Linked DNA regions of Homo sapiens: region 1 is linked to region 2. A link is a contact called in ENCODE Hi-C or POLR2A ChIA-PET data. All regions are on one chromosome and are shown on one strand. The core of a region is the stretch at or near the end of the contact, and the rest is flanking DNA. Distances in the headings are between cores, read along the strand shown. Region 1 holds the start of LRCH3 (leucine rich repeats and calponin homology domain containing 3). Region 2 holds the start of PIGX (phosphatidylinositol glycan anchor biosynthesis class X).

What was found. Hi-C counts contacts between places; a loop is a spot of excess contacts on that map. ChIA-PET counts read pairs that join two places held with the same protein, here RNA polymerase II (POLR2A). Pooled maps may share reads with other maps.
Region 1: a pooled map shows a loop between it and region 2 (4-fold over the local background). The contact joins the promoter of LRCH3 here to the promoter of PIGX in region 2. A Hi-C loop is called at or near these places in 2 of 50 pooled maps. POLR2A ChIA-PET finds 5 or more read pairs at or near these places in 4 of 52 experiments (HepG2, OCI-LY7, activated CD4-positive, alpha-beta T cell and 1 more).

What each region holds. Positions count from the first base shown.
Region 1 is chr3:197,789,691-197,792,517 of GRCh38, reverse strand. It overlaps LRCH3 (leucine rich repeats and calponin homology domain containing 3), which reads right to left and starts at 1,264. Exons shown (of 21, transcript NM_001365715.1): 1 at 978-1,264. The coding sequence starts at 1,239. RefSeq lists a silencer at 767-1,036 and enhancers at 1,077-1,276, 890-1,604.
Region 2 is chr3:196,710,727-196,713,896 of GRCh38, reverse strand. PIGX (phosphatidylinositol glycan anchor biosynthesis class X) reads right to left here and starts at 1,520. Exons shown (of 6, transcript NM_017861.4): 1 at 1,253-1,520. The coding sequence starts at 1,364. CEP19 (centrosomal protein 19) reads left to right here and starts at 1,647. Exons shown (of 3, transcript NM_032898.5): 1 at 1,647-1,968. RefSeq lists silencers at 1,121-1,750, 1,585-1,897.

The sequences.
Region 1 (2,827 bases), core at 15-2,514, 1.1 Mb before region 2:
GAGGATCACCTGAGCCCGGGAGGTCGAGGCTGCAGTGAGCAGTGATGACGGCACTGCAAACATGATGATGAACAACTCGGGCACCAGACACTGTTCGCCACAACTAAGAAAGCCAAATAATACCTACTTTCTTATTCTCTTTCCTGTGTTCGAAAACATACATAACACGAAGTAATGCTTTAAAAAGGAATAGCAAGTACAAATATGTTAGACTATCTTTTCTAAGTAGTTTGCTTCAACTTTTTTTTGGAGGACATGAGGAGTGGAAGAGGAAACTAATGGGAGTCGGAAAGTGGGCTCTAGTTATTTTTACAAGCGTATTTATTTTGTAAGTCAACTAGATGGAGGCGAAGAAAGACGTTCCAGCGTTCGGGTTCACTTCACACACACCCCAGCACTTCTTTGGGGTTCACTTTAAACACACACACACCCCAACACTTCTCTCGGGTTCACTTTAAACACACACACACCCCAACACTTCTTTCGGGTCCACTTTAAACACACGCTCCCCAACACTTCTTTCGAAAAAACTCCAGGGCTGAGACCGACCCTTCCTGACAATGCAGCTCGTCCAGACACCCCTGCTACTCTGATCTGTGAAGAGCTCGCGCTAACGTTCCCGTCTTAGCAGGTCCATTCGGCACCCCAAATCCGAAAGGGCCTGCAGAAACCGGGGCGGGGCAAGGGTCTACCTCCGCCGTGGCAGAAACTGATTTTCCTCAGAAAGCCTAAAAAATCATCCATCAATCACTCCGGCCCCCTTCCCCGAGAGATGCCGCCGCCCGCCGCCTCTCCCCAGGCTCTGGGTCTGGCGCAGGCCCGGAGGGCTGGCGCCGTCGGCTTCTCCCCGTTACCCGGGTCCGGACCCGGCGCCTACGGGACGAGCTGCTGTAACTCCCCCGCATCCGCCTCCCCCGGCCGGGGCGGCTCCCGGCGCCGGGTCTCCGACGGGCAGAGACGCCCCCCGCCCCGCTCACCCGCCCGGGTGGTGTCCGTCAGGTCGTGGTTGGCCGCTCCCCGGGGAAACTCCCTCAGTTTCCGGCCGCTCAGGCTCAGCACCCCAGTGACCGCCGCCTCCTCCAGGGCTCGATCGAGAGAGCGGCTCCACGAGCCCGGGCCAAAACCAGGGCCTGCCCCGGAGCTTGGGCCGCAGTGAACACCAGGGAGGTTACCTCCCGACGCTACCGTGCCAGAGTACTCGGCAGCCGCTGCCACAGCGACCAAGCCCGCGGCCGCCATTTCCCAGCCGACAACACTCGGGCCCGCCAGCTCAGCGCATGCGCGGCCGGACCGCTGGGTGGGCGGAGAAAGGGGCTCACGGACCGACCCCGGACGGTTCCCGTGATGGGCAGCACCGTGGTGCCCCCCGGCGCAGCCAGGCGCTTGCCCCCGCCCACATGATGCGCTTTTCAAGGGAAGTTAAAACGGACCTCACAAATCCAGAGCAGCCCCCTACTCTAACCTCCCAGGGGCATTTCTAAAATGCCTCTACAAAAACATCTTTCAGGCAACGCTCCGCATCAAAACTTCTCCGCCTTGCTCCCTCAGTAGTGGAGGAGTCGACTAAGCATTAAATTAAGAATTTTTTTTTTTTGAGACAGAGTCTCGCTCTGTCGCCCAGGCTGGAGTGCAGTGGCGCGATCTCGGCTCACTGCAACCTCTGCTTCCTGGGTTCAAGCTATTCTCCTGCCTCAGGCTCCCGAGTAGCTGGGACTACAGGCACGCACCACCACACCCGGTTAATTTTTGTATTTTTAGTAGAGACGGGGTTTCACCATGTTGGCCAGGATGGTCTCGATCTCCTGACCTCAAGTGATCCGCCCGCCTCTGCCTCCCAAAGTGCTGGGATTACAGGCGTGACCTACCGCGCCCGGCAAGGAATCTTTCTTAACACTGCTGCTGCAGAAACTTGGATGGTGAGAGGAGCGGACCCTCTGAGATACGACCTAAACCGTTTCCCAACTTCATTGTATTACCAGATGATCTAAATCAAGGTTTGGTGGACTTACTATGGTTGCTGGAGAGAAAACAAACAAACAAACGTGCTAATTGGGCTCAAAATTCTCATTAAAAACGTATTATTTTATATCATCCATCCCTTTTATAAAATAGCTTTTCTTAATGAAAATACAACAAATATCTTCAATAGTACTTGTACTTTTGGCAAGATTTTATTGTTGGATAAAGCAAGATTATAGTAGTATTAAAATCTAAAATGTTGGTCTGGAACCAAAATTGAGGAACAGAAAATGATCTCACTGTAATCTAAATGTGGGAATTAAAGGTAGAACCGAAGAGATGCTCTAAATTGAAACCACTCAAGAAATGAAAGAGTGGAAAATACTTCATTTAAAACCAATTAGACCTCACTTATATTGCAGCCAGTCTCTAGCATATTCTTCAGTCTGTTTTACTGAAGAAGCCATTTCTGCTATATGATGTAAATTTTACCAACAATTAATCAACTAGTTTTACTATGGGAAATAGAAGAGGCTGTCAGGTACAATCCTTTCCTAGAGGATCACAATCTAATTATGGAACCCAGACAGGCCCACAAAAAAGGGCTAAGAGTGATGGGGCTTACTTATGAGTCCAGAGAAAAGAAAGCTATATCATGGATAAATTCGGTTTTGAATTAAACCTGAAGGATTATAAAGTAGGACAAACTGGAAGGTGAGACTAGAAGATGGATCAGCATGAACACATCCAGATACGACTTAAAGTGGTAACATGTGGAGGATACGAAGGCCACAGATCAGAAAGTTCGTGTCAGAGAGCAAAAGAAAAATAAGGATGGAGAGATCCTCTCATTCAAGCCCCAACTCTT
Region 2 (3,170 bases), core at 271-2,770:
TTTGGTAGTGGTGAACTGGCTCTGGAAATTGACTTCTTTTTCCTTTTTTTTTTTTTTTTTGAGACAGAGTCTCCCTCTGTCACCCAGGCTGGAGTGCAATGGCGCGATCTCGGCTCACTGCAACCTCCGCCTCCCTAGTTCAAGCGATTCTCCTGCCTTAGCCCCCTGAGTAGCTGGGACTACAGGGGCACGCCATCACGCCCCGCTAATTTTGACCCCTTTTCAATTATAAAATGCTAACGTTGGAAGCCTCTACAGATTACCAAATCCAACTGTTTAAAAATTCTTCTGGCCGAGCATGGTAGTTCACACCTGTAATCCTGGCACTTTGGGAGGCTGAGGAGGGTGGACCACCTGAGGTCAGGAGTTCAAGACCAGCTTGACCAATACGGCGAAACCCCGTCTCTACTAAAAATACAAAAAATTAGCTGGGCATGGTGGCGGGCACCTGTAATAATCCCAGCTACTTGGGAGGCTGAAGCAGAAGAATTGCTTGAACTTGGGAAAGGCGGAGGTTGCAGTGAGCCGAGATCGCGCCATTGCACTCCAGCCTGGCAACAGAGTGAGACTCCATCTCAAAAAAAAAATCTTCTTGGCCTCATAATCCTTTGTTTAGATAAACTTGAAAACCCAATATGTAAACACACAAGCAGAACTGCACTGATTGACAGATACTAAACGGATCTAAATGATACCAAGGATGACAGAAACATCCTCATTTTACAGATGGAGAAACTTGTAGGGTTTGTGCTTTCCTCCCATCAAACCTTACCCTTTATTGTAATTATTCCCGCACTTGCCCGTCTCAGTAGTACAAGCAGTTTGCCAACTACTACTTGCACGAACAACTAGCAGTTTGCCACGGAGTCCTACATTCAGTTTGGGGATTCTCAGGCCTCACAGGGCGCTAAGGCCTTGCCTGGCCCCTTGGTGATCAGAAGCTTCGTGCAGCTCAAGAGCATCCCAAGACGCTTGACGGCTGACTTTCCTTCTCAGAACTTTAGTAACAGGGCGGCCAGTCCAGCCTGGGAACCGCAGGGCCCGAGCCCGACTCTCCCGGAGACCCGGGATCCGCCGCAGAGCAAAGCGCACGGGAGGGAAGGAGGGCACACGGCTCTAGTGTCTGACCTCCTCCGGCTCGCCCTACTGATCTAGGTCCCGCGCCGGGTCCCCACATCCCCGCAACCCGCCGAGAGGCCCGGGAGCCGGGACCGCTCCCACGCTCTGGCCCCCCAAGCCCCGCCCCCCTTACCGGCGTCAGAGCGCGCGGCGGTGAAGGCCGCGGCGGGCCCGCGCGTGAGCCCGGTCGCCGCCCCGAGGAGCAGCCAGGCGGCCGCCCGAACCGCCGCCACCCGAGCCGCCAGGACGCCGGAAGCCGGACGCCCGAGAGGGGCGCGCGGGGCCAGGTGCGGACGCAGGAAGGGGCCTGGCCGCCCGCAGCTCCTACCGCGCGCTGCCCCAGATTTATCGGCTGGGACCGAGTGCTGGGTGCGCGCGCCTAGCGCCCGCGGTTCCCAGCTGCCTGCAGCCCCGGCCCCCAAGGGTTCCCGCGCGGCGTGGGGCGGTCGTCCCCGCCCAGCTGTTCCTTGCTCCGCCCACCCGGGGGCGGGCGAGGAGCTGCGCACGCGCGGGGACGCGCGCCCGGCCTGTCGCTGTGGAAACCGCTAGGCCAGCGCTCGCCGGGACCTGGAATCCCTGTACGCCGAGGTGGGAGCCGGTGGACCGGTCCCCCAGCCGGCCCCCACCTCCGCTTCCCGGTGTTTGAGGGTTCGGGCCTCCCGCCGGGGAGTTCACCCCTCGGGCTCGTCAGTAGGGCTGTGGCTGTCGCCTCTTCCTGCAGCGCCAGGCTCCGCCCGGTCTCACAGTCGGCTTAGGGGCTTTGCGTGCACTGCGGTTGGGTGGAAAAACCCACTCCTGGTTGTTTAGACGTTGGCCTGCAGACGATGTCATTTCTGTATTCCTCTAAGGGTAAGAAAGCCAGCCTTGCACTAGTGGAGACGTGAGTAGGGAGAGAATCGTCTACTCTTTGGGGACATTCGTACCCTTAGGTGCTGTGGGGCTTCCTAACAAGATTGTGGGCAGTTACTGATCTCTGGGGAGAGGAGTATTCGTGTCCAGGAAGAATAATTGGATAAACGTGCCGTCCTTCTTCCTAAACAGAGTGGAATCTGTAAGCAGGCCAAGAGAGCATCCAGGCGGCTTGGAGTGGAATAGAGGGCTCTAGAGCGGGTGTCTCAAAGAGGAAACAGAGTGTATGTCAAAACATACTATCCAAAACTGAAAATAGCCGGGCAGGTGGCTCACGCCTATAGCCCCAGCACTTTGGGCGAATCACCTGAGGTCAGGAGTTCGAGACCAGCCTGGCCAAGATGGCGAAACCCCGTCTCTACTGAAAATACAAAGATTAGCTGGGCATGGTGGTAGGCACCTGTAATTCCAGCTACTCGGGAGGCTGAGGCACGAGAATCGCTTGAACCCAGGAGGCGGAGGTTGCAGCGAGGGGAGATCACGCCACTGCACTGCAGCCTAGGCGACAGAGGGAGACTCTGTTTCAAAAGAAAAAAAAAAACTGAAAATGGTAGTATAAGCATGTTTCTTAAGAAATGGAGAGAGAAATTTTGGAAGATATGCCTTTTAAAATTCAGTCTGGCTCCCTATGAAGAGGAGTAGGGCCAAGGACGATAGTTTGTTGTTATAAGCCTCATAGAATTATTTTATATTCCAAATACAAACATTACTTTAGCAAAAATTAAAGTTAAATTTTAAAAAGAGTCTAGTAAAAAAAAAACTACATTATTTGAGTACCAACTGCATACATCTTTGACGAGTACAGCCATTGCTTCAGTGTGTGGAGTTTATATGTGCCCCGTAGGTTGTAGTTTACTAACATCAAATTTTAGTTAGGTGAATTGGGAATAGTATTCGTTAAAAAAAAAAAAAAAGCAAGAAAAGAGAAGGAAAAGAAGGAGAAATGGTGTGAGCTCATTGCATCAGATTAGAGGTAGAGCACAGTAATTTTTTAAAGTAGTTTTTTTTTTTTTTTTTTTTTTTTTTAAGAATAGGCGTATCATGCTTTGGAGAGGCTGTTGTGCAGTGGCACCATCTCAACTCACTGCAGCCCCAAACTCCTGGGTTCAGGCGATTCTCCCACCTTGGCCTTTGGTGTGGCT